Regions from separate parts of the Homo sapiens genome. Here region 2 is linked to region 1. A link is an interaction called in ENCODE POLR2A ChIA-PET data of the cell type or tissue named here. Cell type or tissue: MCF 10A. All regions are shown on one strand.

Region 1 (8,000 bases):
AGGTCAAGGCCAGCCTTCACACCCATGTGATTGGCCCCCATCCCATTGTCTAATGGGAAATGACTGTGCAATGTTGGGCCTAATGTCATGATATGTGCAAAATGTGCCCCTAAACTTCCTCTGCAGAATGAACCTGTGCTGGAACCCCTCACAGCACATACTCTCAAACTTCGCACACATTGATGCATATCCTAACAACTAACATTTTCATGACATCTACTATTTACGGAGAACATTCCCATGTTCTACCTTCTGTAATTCTCCAATCAACTCTGTGTGCCTGGCATTCTGATAAGCACTGCACATGAATGACTACACTTAATCCCTTACAACTCTATGACATATGTACTATTTTTTAAATTTTTAAATTTAATTAATTAATATTATTATTTTTGAGCTGGAGTCTTGCTCTGTCACCCAGGCTGGAGTGCAATGGCATGATCTTGGCTCACTGCAACCTCTGCCTCCTGGGTTCAAGCCATTCTCCTGCCTCAGCGTCCTGAGTAGCTGGGATTACAGGTGTCCACCACCACGCCTGGCTAATTTTTGTATTTTTAGTAGAGACGGGGTTTCACCATCTTGTCCAGGCTGGTCTTGAACTCCTGACCTTGTGATCCACCTGCCACAACCTCCCAAAGTGCTGGGATTACAGGCGTGAGCTACCGCGCCCGGCCTGACATATGTACTATTTTAACCCATCACCCGAGTAACACACAAAGCTGGAAGCATCACTTATCTGACTTCAAATTATATTATCAAAACGTTATGGTACTGGTATAAAAGTAGACATATAGATCAATAGAATAGAATAGAAAACCCAGAAATAAAGCCACATGTTTTCAGCCAACTGATGTTTGACAAAGCCAACACTGGGGAAAGGACACTCTTTTAAATAAATGGTATTGGGAAAATTAGATGGTTCATATAGAATAATGCAACTGGACCCCTATCCCTCAGCATATACAAAAATCACCTTAAAATGGATTAAAGACTTAAGTATAAGACCTGAAACTATAACAATCCTGGAAGAAAACGCAAGTAAAATGCTTCTAGGCTTTGGTTTAGGCAAAGAGTTTATAACTGAGACCTCAAAAGCACGGGCAACACAACCAAAAATAGACGAATGGGCCTCAGTTAAACTAAAACACCTGTATTCTTAATCACTAGGTTATTCTGCCTCCTTGTGAGAAAACAGGTTCAGAGAGAAGTATCAGCATAACCATAGGCAAGTGGAAGAAAGCAGGAGATAGCACCAGTCATCCTGCCTCATGCTTCTTATTCCAACCCTGCAATTCTTAGCACAATGCTGTGGAGTATTCGTATGGAACAAATAGACATTGCAAATGCCTTCTAGCAGGCTCTCTGCTCCCCATAATGCCCCTCTGGGCTCTGTTCCCCACACGGCAGCCACAGTGACCCTCCTAACACTGACCCACATCACAGCTCCCCTCTGACCCAGTAAGCTCAAGCCAACATCCTTGCAGGGCCCTAAAGAGAGGTCTCTTTGGTTACATCTTCCCCTCTCCTCTCCCTGCTCCCACTGCTCCCGGCCACACTGACCACTCTGGGCATCATTAAACATGGCAAGCAGAAATCCACCTCCATAGCCTCTTTGCTTCCTGTTGCTCTGCCAGGAAGGCTCTTCCCACAGATACCTGTGACACTTGTTCCTTCACCTCTTTCAAGTTTCTGCTCAGCTATCTTTTCTCAACTGTGCTCTCCCAGAGAGGCTTCCCCTAAAGTCCCATTACTCTCCACTCTCTTTACCCACTATTTTCCTTATCATTTATTGCCACCGGACATGTTTTTTCCTTTTATTTTTACTTGGCATGTAATAATTGTACATATTTATGGGACGCAAAGAGATATTTTGATACATGCATGCAATGTGCAATGTTTAGATCCAAGTAATTAGTAATTAGCATATTCATCACCTTGAACATTGATCATTTCTCTGTGTTGTGAACATTCAAAATCCTCTCCTCTAGCTTTTTTTGAAAATGTACACTAAATTATTGTTAACCATATTAGCCTTACAGTGCTACAGTACACTAGAAGCATTCCTCCATCTAGGCATAATTTTGCAGCCATTAACCAACCTCTCCTATCCTCCCTCCCTCCTACCCTTTCCAACCTCAAATGACCTCAATTCTACTCTCTACTTCTATGAGCTTATTTTTTTCTCCCACATATGCATGAGAACATGCATTTATTTTTCCATGCCTGACTTATTTTGCTTAATATAATGTCCTCTAGGCTCATCCATGTTGCTGCAAATGACAGGATTTCTTACTTTTTTATGGCTGAATAGTACTCCTTTTGTGTGTGTGTGTGTGTGTGTGTGTGTGTATATATATATCACACTCAAATGTGATATGTATGTATATCACATTTACTTTACCTATTCATCTGTTCATGAACATTTGGCCACCTGACATATATTCACTTATTGCTCTCTTATTTTTGTCAAACATAAGCTTTTTGAGTGCAAAAACTTAGTCTGTTGGCTTCTTTTGTTGTTCATTGATATATCCCTAATGCCTAAAATAGTATGTGGCACACAGAAGGTGTTCAATAAATATTGGCTGAATTAATACATAAGCAATAGTCTAGATAGAAGCATATAGGGCATAGCACAGTCTACTCAGTATAGTGCCTAGCACTTGATAAGAACTAAAAGCAAATATTTATATATGTAAAAATAGATGGGACTTGAAATATTAATTCTATTTCCTATTTTGTGTAATCAGCAGAAAAGAATGTTATAAGAGCTTGTCCGATTTGGTTTGGTTTTAAATTAGCAATTCAGCAGCAAAGAGGGAAGCCAATGATAATAGCCAAAGCCAAGCCAGAAGTCTGGGAACACATCACATGCCGGTGAAGACAGCAAAGACGTCACTGGTGTACAGCAATCATCAACCTTGCATTGCCAATAGCAGCTGTGGGCTGTAGGTTTTGTGGGAGAGCCCTGTCCAGCTGAGAAGGAAGATGGAAGAAGGCTGGGAGCTCACAGTGGTTTAGGCAACTCTGCAGGATTGATGCACCCCCACAGCCTCTAAGCTGGAGTGTCTGAGATCTGAGGATGCAAAGCTCACTCCTAACTCATTCATGGACTTCAAAATGACTTAAGAAATATCTCCCGGAAACTCAAACTTAGAGCCTCATCCTTTTCATGCAGTTTAGAACTCATTAGGCCATTTGACCTAATCACAAGGTAAGCAGGCAGAATAATATCTAACTTTGACCTAAAAGAACCAAATTAGAGAATGATTTGCTCTTGGTTTAAAATTCAGTTCATGGTTCTTTTTACTGTTCTTTGTGACAACCTCGGTTTCAACACATCTTGGCTATGCATCTTGGTGTGCTGCCAACTCAGCCACCTCCCTTTTCTTTTACAATATTTTCCTTCAAATTGATTGTAGTTTTATTGGAGGAAAGCCAAATAAATATGGGCTCATTGTCTTCACATTATTTCTTATGTTATTTTCCTAATAGATGAGCTCATATGGAGCCTTAGAAATTCAGAGAAGTTTGGCTTCAGGGTAAATTTGTTAGCTCAAATACCATAGACCAGGCATTCAGAAAAAGGCCAATTTTATCCCATCCACCATTTTTCTTCGATGTCCCAAAAAATGCATTTGCTTCTAAAATAAATAAACTATACAAAAAAATTAAAATACAAACATCAATCCATCTCATTGCTTTCTCTTACATAAAACATTTTCCTCTGGGGTGTTTTAAGAAAACGCCTTGGAACAAATTTGATTCTCTGAGTAAATATCATGGTTAGAGCATAAATGTGAAAGAACTTTTGGGAGACTATGGCAGCCCCAGTATGTGAGATCAGGCAGTTGGTAAGAAGAGGCAGAGATTAAATGAATTTACAAGTACAACAGCTACTAAGCAAAGAACTCTTCTAAACAGAAAGTGGGAAATTGCCTCCTTCAGACTTGAGAAAATCTTCTGTAGGGCTCTTGGCAAATATCCAGTTTGAAACGAACTAACTTCTTTAACTTCAAACAGCCTCTCACCAAGCTTGTTTTTCTTTCTTCTTCTATTCTCCCAAACAGAATGACTTCCTTCACTCTTAAACTGTTCCCCTCTGGCACTCCTAATTAATTTAATCTAAGCTTCTCTTAAAGGCTACTCACCTCTGTTCTCCTGCAGCCATTCCCTTTCCTCTTGCCAACACTCTCCTTCTATGCTTCTTGGGTTCATTATTATCTTTCCTGTCACTGAAAAACATTTACAAGGAGGTACTTTTTGTATCAATAGACTTAAGAGATCCATCAGTTGGAGACCGTGTTATTCAAAACAAAACCATCACAAAAGTCTGGCAAGAGAAAAACCTATCCTCTCTCAGCGCTGGTGCCATTCCTTGAGGAGCCACTGGGTCAGAACTGAGCGTCTTCCGATGACTCAACCTCAGCTGGAGAAGAGTAGCTAGAAACCAATCCAAGGACAAGCCCAAGGTTTGTTAACAGATGCAAATCCTTTACCTTCCTTGTAGCTCTTCTCTGATCTCCCAATACGAGCTCAAACAGATGAAATGTGGGTACAACTCAGGGATGTTGCCAACAACAACCATTGCAACACAAAGGCAAATGCTCCGTGACACTTTCTTCATGCCCTCCTTGCTGGCAATACAAGACTGGTCATGAGCTTCCTTCATTTCTTTGTCAGAGGCCGCCAGCTGCGGGCTATGGGCTGTGGCATCCTAAAGAACAGGGTCTGACAAAAGACATGATTTTTTTTACTTGTAAAATGAAGAGGAGTACTAAGCCAATTCTGCAGATAATTCAGCCAACTTCTCCTCTCACAACCCACACCCAGGTGCTTTGGCCCACCTCTCCTAAAGCAAAATGGCTAAAGTCTATGAAGTATGACAGAATAATTCTTGAAAAACAATGCAGAGAGCTACCTAAAACAAACAAACAAAAAAAACCACATCGTGGCTTGAAAGGTAACTTTCTTCTCAGTTGATTGGTTATCTTCCTTGGGATATGCCTAGGCCAGTTTACCAACTGCCACCTATAAACCACTTCCCTCCTGACTTGTTACCAAATGAGAAGACTCTACCATCTTCCTGTTCTAAGAACCACCATTGGTTCCTCAGTGAATATTTTCCTGCCCCTCTTGTCCCCGCCTCATTCCTTTTTGATTACACCTATATTTACAATTTTCTTTGCCTGTCATTCCTTCTTATATTTCGAATTTCCTGTTTGGTATACATCTTTTAGAATTTTATTTAGTAAATGTCTATTGGTGGAAAACTTTTAGTTTATCTGTCTTTATCTTGCCCTCATTTTTGATATATTTTAAAAATAATTTCAACTTTCATTTTAGATTCAAGGGGTACATATGCAGGTTTGTTACATGGGTATACTGTGTCATGCTGAGGTTTGGGATACGAATTATTCTGTCACCCAGATAATGAGCATGGTACCCAACAGTTAGTTTTTCAACATTGCCCCCCTCCCTGCCTTTCCCCTATAGTTGCCCCCAGTATCTGTGGTTGCCATCTTCATGTCCATGAGACCCAATATTTAGCTCCCACTTATAAGTGAGAACATGCAGTATTTGGTTTTCTGTTTCTCAGTTAATTCACTTAGGATAATGGCATCTAGCTGCATCCATGTTGCTCCAAAGAACATGATGCCATTCTTTTTATGGCTGCATAGTATTCTGTGATGTATATGTTCCATATTTTTTTTTTATTGAATCCACTGCAGATGAGCATGTGGGTTGATTCAATGTCTTTGCTATTGTGAATAACGCTGCCATGAACATATGAATGCATGTGTTCTTTTTGGTAGAATGAGCTATTTTTCTTTGGGTATATACCCAGTAGTAGGATTGCAGGGTCATATGGTAGTTCTGTTTTAAGTTCTTTGAGAAATCTCCAAACTGCTTTCCACAGTGACTGAACGAATCTCATTCCCACCAGGAGTGTATACTCATTCCCTTTTTTTCCACAGCCTCACCAACGTCTGTTGTTTTTCACTGTTTTTGACTTTTTATTTTTTTTTTGGAGATAGAGTCTCACTCTGTTTTCCAGGCTGCAGTGCAGTGACGTAATCTCGGCTCACTGCAACCTCCACCTCCTGGTTCAAGTGATTGATTCTCCTGCCTCAGCCTCCCGAGTAGCTGGGATTACAGGCATGCACCACAATGCCTGGCTAATTTGGTATTTTTAGTAGAGACAGGGTTTCACCATGTTGGCCAGGCTGGTCTTGAACTCCTGACCTCAAGTCATCTGCCTGACTCAGCCTCCCAGAGTGCTGGGATTACAGATGTGATCTACTGTGCCCAACCTTTACTCTTTAACAGTAGCCATTCTGACTGGTGTAAGATTGTATGTCGTTGTGGTTTTAATTTGCACTTTTCAAATGATTAGTGATATTGAGCATTTTTTCATGTTTTTTTGGCCACTTACATGTCTTCTTTTGAAGAATACCTGTTCATGTCCTTTGCCCACTTTTTAATGGGGTTGTTTTTGGCTTGTTTATCTATTTAAGTTTCTTACAGATTCTGAGTATTAGACCTTTATCAGATGTATAGTTTGTGAATATTTTCTCCTATTCTGTAGGCTGTTTACTCTGTTGATAGTTTCTTTTGCTGTGCAGACACTTTTTAGTTTAAATAGGCTCCACTTTTCAATTTTTGTTTTCATTGCAATTACTTTCGAGAACTTAGTCATAAATTCTTTAGCAAGGCCAACGTCCAGAATGGTGTTTTCTAGCTTTTTTTTTTTTTTAACATCCTTATAGTTTGAGGTCTTACATTTAAATCTTTAATCCATCTTGAGTTAATGTTTGTATATGGTGAAAGATATGGGTCCAGTTTCCTTCTTCTGCATATGGCTAGCCAGGTATCCCGGCACCATTTATTGAATAGGGAGTTCTTTCCCCATTGAACAGTATATTTTCTGTATAGAATTATAAGATGCGCGTTGTTTTCTTGCAGCTAATTGAAGACATTATTTCTATTGCCTTCCGGCTCTCATTGCAACTGTTAAGAAGTCATTGATAAATCAGGTATTAGTCTCTCACTCCTTTGAAGATAATGATTTTGGGTGTGGATTTTTTTGGCTGCTTTTAAGATCTTCTATATTTTCAGTTTCTGCAATTTCAACAAAATGGGTCTAAAACTGGATTTATTATTATTTGTCATACATAGAATTAGTCTACTTCAATCTGTGGACTGGCATCTTTAATCAGTTCTAGAACATCCTCAGGCATTATTTTTATAAATATTGCCTTTGCCTCATTGTCTGTCTCCTCTTTTTCCGAAACCTTGATTCTATATATGGTAGACCTTCTTGGTCTATTCTCCACATCTCTGAGCTTCTCATTTTATAAATCTCTTATGTTTGTGTGCTTCATTCTGGTTAATTTGTTTTGTCTTTCAGTATACCAACTGTCTCTTCATCTGGGTTTAATATGTTGTTATACATATCCATTACATTTTAAATTTATTGAAAACTTTCCAGAAGTTCTACTTTTTAGACCTCAACAGCCTTAAAATATGTTTTTCCATTTCTAACATACATGTTAGAGCTTGACTTTTATTGTGTTAAATGTGATTGCTACATGGTCAATAAAGTTTGCATATGATAATTCTAATATTCCTGATGCTATGATTAGTTCTCCAGGGCCTCTTTCCCACCCTGAAGCTCCCTGTAGTCAGAGCTGCCTCTGCTCTCTTTTCTTCGTTTCTATAACTCTAGGGTCTAGCATAGTCTCCAGAACATGTTCAGCCCCAAGTAATATGTTATTGAATTGAATTGAATTGTTGCCTTTTTCAGGAGAATCAGGAGTGATCTCTGCCACCTCCAGTAAGTTTATTCCTGATGTTACCCTGACACCCAATAGTCAGACTGTCCTACCTTCAACTCTGTCATGGCTCACAAATGACTATCACACTTCTAGGGGATCCACAGAGTGAGGCTGAGAGCTGTCAGGACCTCAAAGAACTCTAAAAACCTGGCTGGAGTATTG
Region 2 (8,000 bases), 91 kb after region 1:
AGGGCATTGTGGTGAGATTCACAGTTCCTTCCTGGAGGAGAAAGTGGATCTGTCATGGTAAACAGCAGGGTCAGCCTTTTGGCCATGTAACCACTGCAACAGCACAGGGGTTTCATGCCGTGTGGTTGCAGGCCTGCAATTCGTAATGATTGTCGTTTAGGACCTGTGTTTTGTGAGTGAAAGCTCATGGAACCGTGCAGCATGCACAGGGGCTTGCTTGGCCCCCTGTGGTCCTTCTGCTGCTGCCTCCCTGGGATGCCTCCTCTGGTGCTGGCTCCCCTGTTCCCTGGCACCATGTCCCATTTGGCTTCCCTTTTCCCCTCTCTCCCAGCAACCTTGGCCATCTTCCTGCCCAGTGGGGGCCTGAGGCAGGTGTGGGGACAGGAAAGGCTGGCAGACATGTTCCATATACCTTGGCCCAGGACATGGAGGTGTCTGTCCCCAGTTCAAGATGGTAGCTGCTGGTGACCCAGCACAGGGAAGCTTCTGGTTTACCCCTTATCCAGAAAGTGATCTTGGTCTTGGCCCACAGGTGTCATCCCTTGGGAGGAACCATGAACTGGAGTTCTGGTCCTATGGGAAGGGGAGAGTTCCTGCCTTGCCCCAGCTCAGGGATGGTACGTCAATGTGATGGCTGGGAGAAGGGCGCCCCCTCCTAGTAGCAGGATGGGGTCCACAGGAGCCTGAGATGATCTGTGCCCACAGGGCGACATCCCTGTCTCCATGAAGAAGATTTTAATGTCTTCTAATGTCTTAATTGGCTATTTAATAGCCAATTAAAAAAAAACCACCATGGCAAGTAAAGAGAAAAAGAGAGAGACAGAGGGAGAGAGGAAATGATCTGTATCGTAGTATCTATAACAGCACTCATTTTCTGCTTTTTGAGCAAGGAGCCCTGAATTTTCACTTCACACTGGGCTACAAATTATGCAGCTGGCCCTGGTGAGCACGGCCTTGGGGACCTTGACCAACAAAGCTGGCCTTGCCACTTCATCTTATTCTCTTTTAACAAAATGGTTATAGTCAAACTATGCACTCAGAGCAGCAGCCAGCCAACCCTGGTGACTGACCTGGTGCCTAGTGGAAAGCACAGACACGCTTCCTTCCCAGATTTAGTCCTGTCTCCAGAAGTTGCCTGGGAGATGCTTCAGGGAGCAGAAACACTGCAGTGAACATTGGCCAATGGCTTCTTTCAAGATGATCATTTCAAGTCGAGACCCTGATTTTGCTTTCTGAATGGAGGTTGGTAGAGAGGCAAAGGGCTAAACTCCTTCAAGTAGTGGGTAAGAAGGTTCTACACCAACTGCCTGAGCTCAGCCACGGTGGAGCGGGGAGGCACCCATCATGGGCCAGAATCAAGCACAACTCTTACTTGTAATATCTCCTGGATTATCAGCAGCAGTGGAAGACGAGGGAGTAGGGGAGACAGAGTAGATAAACAATGCTTTGATCTGAGTCCATAAAAATGCATGGAATCTTTCAGGCTGAACTTCTTTCCTTTCTTTCTCTTTTAATGGACCTCAGGTGCACAGCATTGACTTGACCACACTCCTACATTCAAAGCAAACTTAGACCCATGAAAAGCCCTTCTTTTGCCTTCTTTTATTTTACTTTTCTCCTCTTTAGTTCTAACCCTCCACCCCACACACCCCACCCCACCCACCCTTCGGCACTTTGCCACATTCATGAGGTGGCTATCATCCATCCCCTCATGTATGAATTTATACATATTTATATTTACAGAAAATATGCTTTGTTCTTTTGTGGTTTGTTGTTTCAAATAATGTCAACATAGCATTACAATATCAATCTCTTCCTTTTACTCACTTTCGCACTTAACAGTATGTTTTTGAGGCGTAATCATTGGCTCTCTGCAGACAGAGTTTCTGGCTTCCGATTGCTGCAAGAAATCTGGTGCTGTTAAGAGCTCACATTGACTGTCCCTCTAGTGAGGACACCTCGGCCACCCAGCAGAAGCAGCGCCATGATGAATATCCTGAGACATGCTCCTTTGTGCACAGAGGTGCATATTTCTTTTGATATACACACATATACATATATATAGATATGCAAAGATGTGTAATATGATATTTCTCTCCTGAATTTCACTTAACACTGCCTGGCTGCTTTCCAAATGGCTGCACTAGTCCACACACCAACGAGCTCCCATTCCTCCCACATCCTCACCACCAATTGCTTTTTCTCCAGCATTCTAGCTCCGGCCAACTGGTGCGGGGAATTTGTATTTCTCTGATATTTTAATCTGTACTGCTCTCATTGCTGGTGAGGTTGAGAATCTCTTCATATGCTCATTAGCCTTTGAGCTTCTCCCTCTGTGACAGGCCTGCTCGTATGCATCGCCTATTTTTCTATTGTATTAATCTTCTTTTTCTGTGTGATTTACAAAAGTTCTTTATGGTTTCTGAATACCAGGCTTTTGTCAGGTATAGAAAGCGCCTGGAATCCCAGCACTTTGGGAGGATGAGGTGGGTGGATCACGAGGTCAGGAGATTGAGACCATCCTGGCTAACACAGTGAAACCCCATCTCTACTAAAAATACAAAAAATTAGCCAGGCGTGGTGGCATGCATCTGTAGTCCCAGCTACTTGGGAAGCTGAGGCAGGAGAATCACTTGAACCCGGGAGGCAGAGGTTGCAGTGAGCTGAGATCGCACCACTGCACTCCAGCCTGGGCGACACAGTAAGACTCGGTCCACAAAAAAAAAAAAAAAAAAAGAAAAGAAAAAGAAAAAGAAAATGGATATGTTTTCTCCTGTCTGTTCATCCAGTCTCTGTTGCTAGTTACTGAACAGAAATCTTTAGTAAAGCCAGTGACATCATTTTTCTTGTGTTTTTTTTGGACTTTTTTTAATAAAGATTTTCCTCATCAAGACTCTAAAGATATTCTTCTGCATTTTCTCCCAGTTTTATAGTTTTAAAGCTTTCTTCTAGCTTTATAACTTTGCCTTTATAGTTAGGCATGTAATGAATTGGGAGTCTTAAAAATTTTAATTTTGTGGAGTACTGGATTGGGTTTCTATGATTCTATTTCACACCAACAGAAAAAGTGGGAATGAATCACCAGGGAAAGGGCTGGGACATGGCCACTGCCCCAGAGTTTAGTGTGCAACCCTTCGTCCAGCTCAGAGGATCCGGAGCCTCTTCCCTCAGCCACACAAATGTGCTACGTGTCAAATGGCTCATGTGTTTGGGAAGCCAGTGGGTGTGTGAGGAGGGAGGTAGCACAGAGGAGATGGTGCTGAGCTATAGGAGGAAGGCATGGCTGGGCTTTATTTTGAGGCAGAGGATAGCACCAGAAGCCGTTTTATTTATTTATTATTTATTTTTGAGAGGGAGTCTCACTCTATTGCCCAGGCTGGAGTGCAGTGGTACAATCTCGGCTCACTGTAACCCCCGCCTCCTGGGTTCAAGTGATTCTCCTGCCTCAGCCTCCCAAGTAGCTCAGATTACAGGTGTCCGTCATCATGGCTGGCTAATTTTTGTATTTTAGTAGAGATGGGGTTTCACCATGTTGGTCAGGCTGGTCTCAAACTTCTGACCTCAAATGATCCACCTGCCTTGGCTTCCCAAAGTGCTGGGATTACAGGTGTGAGCCACCACGCCCGGCCTCCAGAAGCATTTTAATCAGGAGCTTGGCAAGGAAGGAAGGATGTGTCACAGCGCCCTGGTGCCGGAAGCGTGGTATGGGGGTGGCTGGGTTGGGGGAATGGATAGTTCAGGAGACCACTCAGGAGTTGGGTGCTGTGTTCAGGTGGGCACTGGTGAGGGCTTGAAAGAAAGGATGAAAGCTGGAGGACACAATTTCATGGTATTTGGGAAGTGAGAGCACCACCACCACCAACAGTGTATCTTGGCAATGAACTCGACGCAGACAGTGAGGGAGAGGCCGTAACCTAGGCTGACTCAGAGATTCCTGGGCAGGGCACCTGGTAGATGGCTGTCACCCACCGCTATGGAATGAGAACGCAGAACATGAACCGTTTTGGAAGTGGGTGGAGGATATTGCTGGGTTTCTGTCTTGGTCTGTCTGGTTGAGCTGCTGTCACAAATGTGCCAAAGCCCGAGTGGCTTAAGCAACACACATTTATTGCTCACAGTTCTGGGGGCTGGACATCCCAAGTCAAGGTGCAGCAGATCTGGTGTCGGGTGGGGGTGCACTTCCTGGTTTACAGAGGGCATCTTCTTACTGCGTCCTTATATGGCATAGAGAGCAAGCCCTTGGCTCTTCATCCCTTTATGGGGAACCACTCCCATCACGAGGGATCCAGTCCCACGACCTCATCCAAACACAATTGCCTCCCAAAGGCCCTGCCTCCAAATGCCACTACATTAGGGCCTTAATGTACGAATTTGGGGGTGGGGAGAAGAAGCCTTCAGTCCCGGGCAGTGTCCTACCTAGCACAGATTCTCTCCTCCAAGCACTGATTCTCTCCTACTTAGCACGGATTCTCTTCTACCCTTCAGAACAGTCCTCACATTCTAGTCTGGGTAGTCACCTTGTCCACTATGCTCCCTGTGCTTTGGGGAAGCTGACTCCAGGTCTAAGTTTCAAGGGGGCCTCTGAGAGTCTTAAGTGAATCCTCCATCCTTGCCTGCTGTGATGAGCTCATGAGGGTGTGGTCTAAGTCGGCGCAATCAGAGAAGACCTTAGGACTTCTGCTTGACTCTTGAAGCAGAAACATGGGCTCATTCTCATGCTCTGTTATCTCTTCCTGTCCTTTTCTCTCTGTCTCTCCTCCCTCTCCCTTCTTCTCTCTCCTCCCCTCTCTCTCCCCACCCCCACCTCTCTGTCTTTCTGTCTCTGTGTTTTCTCTCTCCTTCTCTGTCTTTTTTTTTTTCTCTTCTCTCTTCTCTCTCTCTCTGGAGGTGGAGAAGAAAGGAGGCCCATCCTGGATAGCCATCCTGGGAGCAGGCAGAGAGCCAGCCTGAGGATGAGGCTGAGGTCATCGAAGACACAACAGATAAGTGGCAGAAACCAGGGCTTTGGGGGCATGATTATCCTACCAGAGGAAACCAGCTCTGAAGCCTGCTGATCTCCAGTTCCTGTTCTGTAAGCCAAAAATCCCCCTTAGAATTCAAATTTATTTGAACTGAGTGTCTGTTAATTGCTACTGGAAGCATACTGTCTGACACAGAAGAGGAGAATTCTGGTTTTGAAATAATGAGCATGAACTGGGACACTGAAGTAGAGACAGTGGTCCAGGTAATACAAAATTTCCACGACAGAGGGAAGAGAAGCATGCCAACTCTTGCCAGCAGACGGTGGTTTGTACAAGTGGCTTCAAAACCTTAGGAGCAGGCTGCAGGAGTGACTCCTGGAGCAAGTCCACAGAGCCAGTGTAGAAAAGGAGGTGCAGGGTACCCCAGTCAGGGAGCTGGAGTCACGCAGCCCACCTGACCACTGGCTCCAGCGTCTCCACCCTTAGCTATGATTCAGGGACCATGGGGTCCAGCATCCTGCCTGCCACACCTACAGCAACCAGTGGATACTTCCTGCACTGCTACCTTTTGCCCACATGACTGAGCTCCGAATTGCATTGCGTGGGGACTGATTGGTAGCATTTAAGTTGTATCTGCAACTCTCGCTGCTGAGGATGCAGTGTTGGGTGTTCTGCCTGTGCAGTACAGAGCTCTTCTCAGGAGGTGGTGAGTCAGCCCATCTGCACTTCCCGCAGGGCTGTGGGAGAGTTAGGGCAAAGAGCTGGGACTAGCAGGGCCCTGGGCAGGAATGAGCACTCCCCACGCAGAGACTGTGGGAGGCCACAAACACAGAGAGAGGCCAACTTCGGCAGAGTGGCCAAAGGAGAGGTGCAGGGAAGGCGGCAGGCAAGAGTGGGCAGAGCCACGCACGGCCAAGTGTCCTGGGATGGGGGGGCACCACGTTTCCAGGAGGGACTATGTCACCCTGCCAATGCCGTGGGAGGGCAAGGAGAAGATCTGAAAAATTCAACTTCATCAGTACCATGTGCCAGTGCATGGAGATGTATAGTGAAAGCTATTGCACTCTATTTTTTTTTTTTTTTTTTTTGAGATGGAGTCTTACTCTGTCACCCAGGCTGAAGTGCAGTGGTGCGATCTCGGCTCACTGCAACCTCTGACTCCCTGGTTCAAGCAATTCTCCTGTCTCAGCCTCCCGAGTAGCTGGGATTACAGGCACGTGCCACCAAGCCCAGCTAATTTTTTTTGTATTTTTAGTAGAGACAGGGTTTCACCATGTTGGCCAGGATGATCTCGATCTCCTGATCTCGTGATCCGCCTGCCTCAGCCTCCCATCGTGCTGGGATTACAGGCGTGAGCCACGGCACCTGGCCCTTGCGCTCTATTTTTATTGAAATTCCATGTCTATTTGTTTTAGCAGCTGGTAGGCTTCTGGTGGCCCTCATCAGAACCCTCAGGCTTAGGTGAGTGGTAGAAATAGAGGCTGGTTACTGGGTGCCTCAGGTGGGTATGCAGGCAATGTAGACAGCAGGTGTAGACAGTGTGGAAATGAGTGGGTGGAGAGGGAGCCACAGAGGACATCACACATTCGGTGCCTACTTCCAAGTGTGAGAGAAGCTCCCTTGGAGAGATGCCTGCATCCCTAGGGCCCAGGGCCCCGGCGACATTTGCCAGTGCTCTGGTGTTTCGAACGTCCATGGTGCAGACTAAGACCGTATGTGGCACAGGAGATGCCACCCTGAGTGAGGAGAGGAAGGAAGGTCACGACCTGGGGTTCCGCAGTCTGACAGGACTGAGGTCACACCTGTCCCTGGAGCCAAGTGCAGCTTTTCACTCGGCCACACAGCACATTCTCTGGGAAGGGATCATGGGATCACTGTCAGCTGTCAAAGCAGCAACGCCTGCTCAAGGCTCAGCCCTCTCCAGATCACTGTTCCTGTCTTACCTTCCAAAGTCTGGCCAATCAACCTCAAAACAGTGCACTGTTAGGGCCCAGCCTAGCTAATGGTAGATCCCACTTGGAGGGGTGAAAAGAACCGGGAGCCCATGCCAGGAAACTCTCAGTTGCTCGTGATATCCCTTCTACTACTCAGGTGAGCATGGACTCTCAGCAGGGCCAGCACTTTCAGCTCCTTCTAGCAGAAGTGACTCTGTGGAAGATGGCTGAACACATCCGGCTGGGAACCCCTGTGGGATATTAGGTCACCCTGGCTGGCTCAGGCTTCCTGGGTGTGAATGTGACTGAGTGTGGTGCAGGATGCGGGGCAAACAGAAAACAGCGGCCAGGGAAACCCTTTACAGACACCTGCATAAATCAGGCACAGGCCCACAGATTGCTTTTATTTGCCAGGTTGAAAAATTTGAAACTTGGAGAGGGGAAAATGTTTCTTCTGTGGGCATTTACACTGGGAAAAGAGATGGGCTAGCATCCTTTAAAAGGATTTGGTCCCCATGTTGGGCTCCTCTGTGCCTCTTTTCAGGGCTCTGAGGATGCTCTAGCTGTCTGCCTAGCTGAGGTTAGCAAGGTCCCGGAAGCCGGGTCTCTTCTGAGGCCCTGGCTTTTCTAGGGGCAGAGCAAGGGCTGGCCATCTGGAGTCTGTCCTGTGCCCCCCTCAAAGGTCCAGCTCTTCTCATCTGACCTGGCCTTTATGACCCGGCAGGGCAGGGGCTGCAGACACACAGGGGGCAGCCCAAGTTGGATCCACCTGCCCAGGTGCACTTTGCCATGCCTTGGGGTTCTCAGCTTAAACTCGTGTCTAGCCTGCCTTCCACAGTCACACTGGGTTTCTGCTGATGATGCCCAGCATGCCCCAGCAGACACACACATGAGCTGACTCCGGACCATCTGCTTGGCCAGTGGTTTCCACCAGTGCTGGAAACCAGGCACTTGTGGATTTCAACAGTTGTATTAGTCCATTGCCTTTGTGCACTTCGGCAGAAAACAAAAATGCTTTTTCTAAGTTATTACCTGTATTACATTCCTTTGATTCCTGGCAACCACAGAGTTAGATGGTATCAACACCTCTTCATTTCTTTCCTAT

What was found. Peaks named below come from ENCODE experiments on the same cell type or tissue, not always from the same donor. Only the 100,000 strongest peaks of a DNase experiment are listed, where the experiment ranks them.
Region 2: POLR2A ChIA-PET joins it to region 1 with 12 read pairs; 3 of 35 experiments call an interaction of 5 or more read pairs at or near these places.

What each region holds. Positions count from the first base shown.
Region 1 is chr1:232,288,512-232,296,511 of GRCh38, forward strand. No RefSeq gene overlaps it. Among named protein-coding and RNA genes, the nearest start is that of SIPA1L2, 340 kb to the right of the region's middle. In MCF 10A, a CTCF peak has its summit at 4,396; DNase peaks (open chromatin) are centred at 2,970, 3,360 and 4,500.
Region 2 is chr1:232,379,709-232,387,708 of GRCh38, forward strand. No RefSeq gene overlaps it. Among named protein-coding and RNA genes, the nearest start is that of SIPA1L2, 250 kb to the right of the region's middle. RefSeq lists an enhancer at 1-264. In MCF 10A, no CTCF peak of the experiment used is centred here; DNase peaks (open chromatin) are centred at 3,973 and 5,683.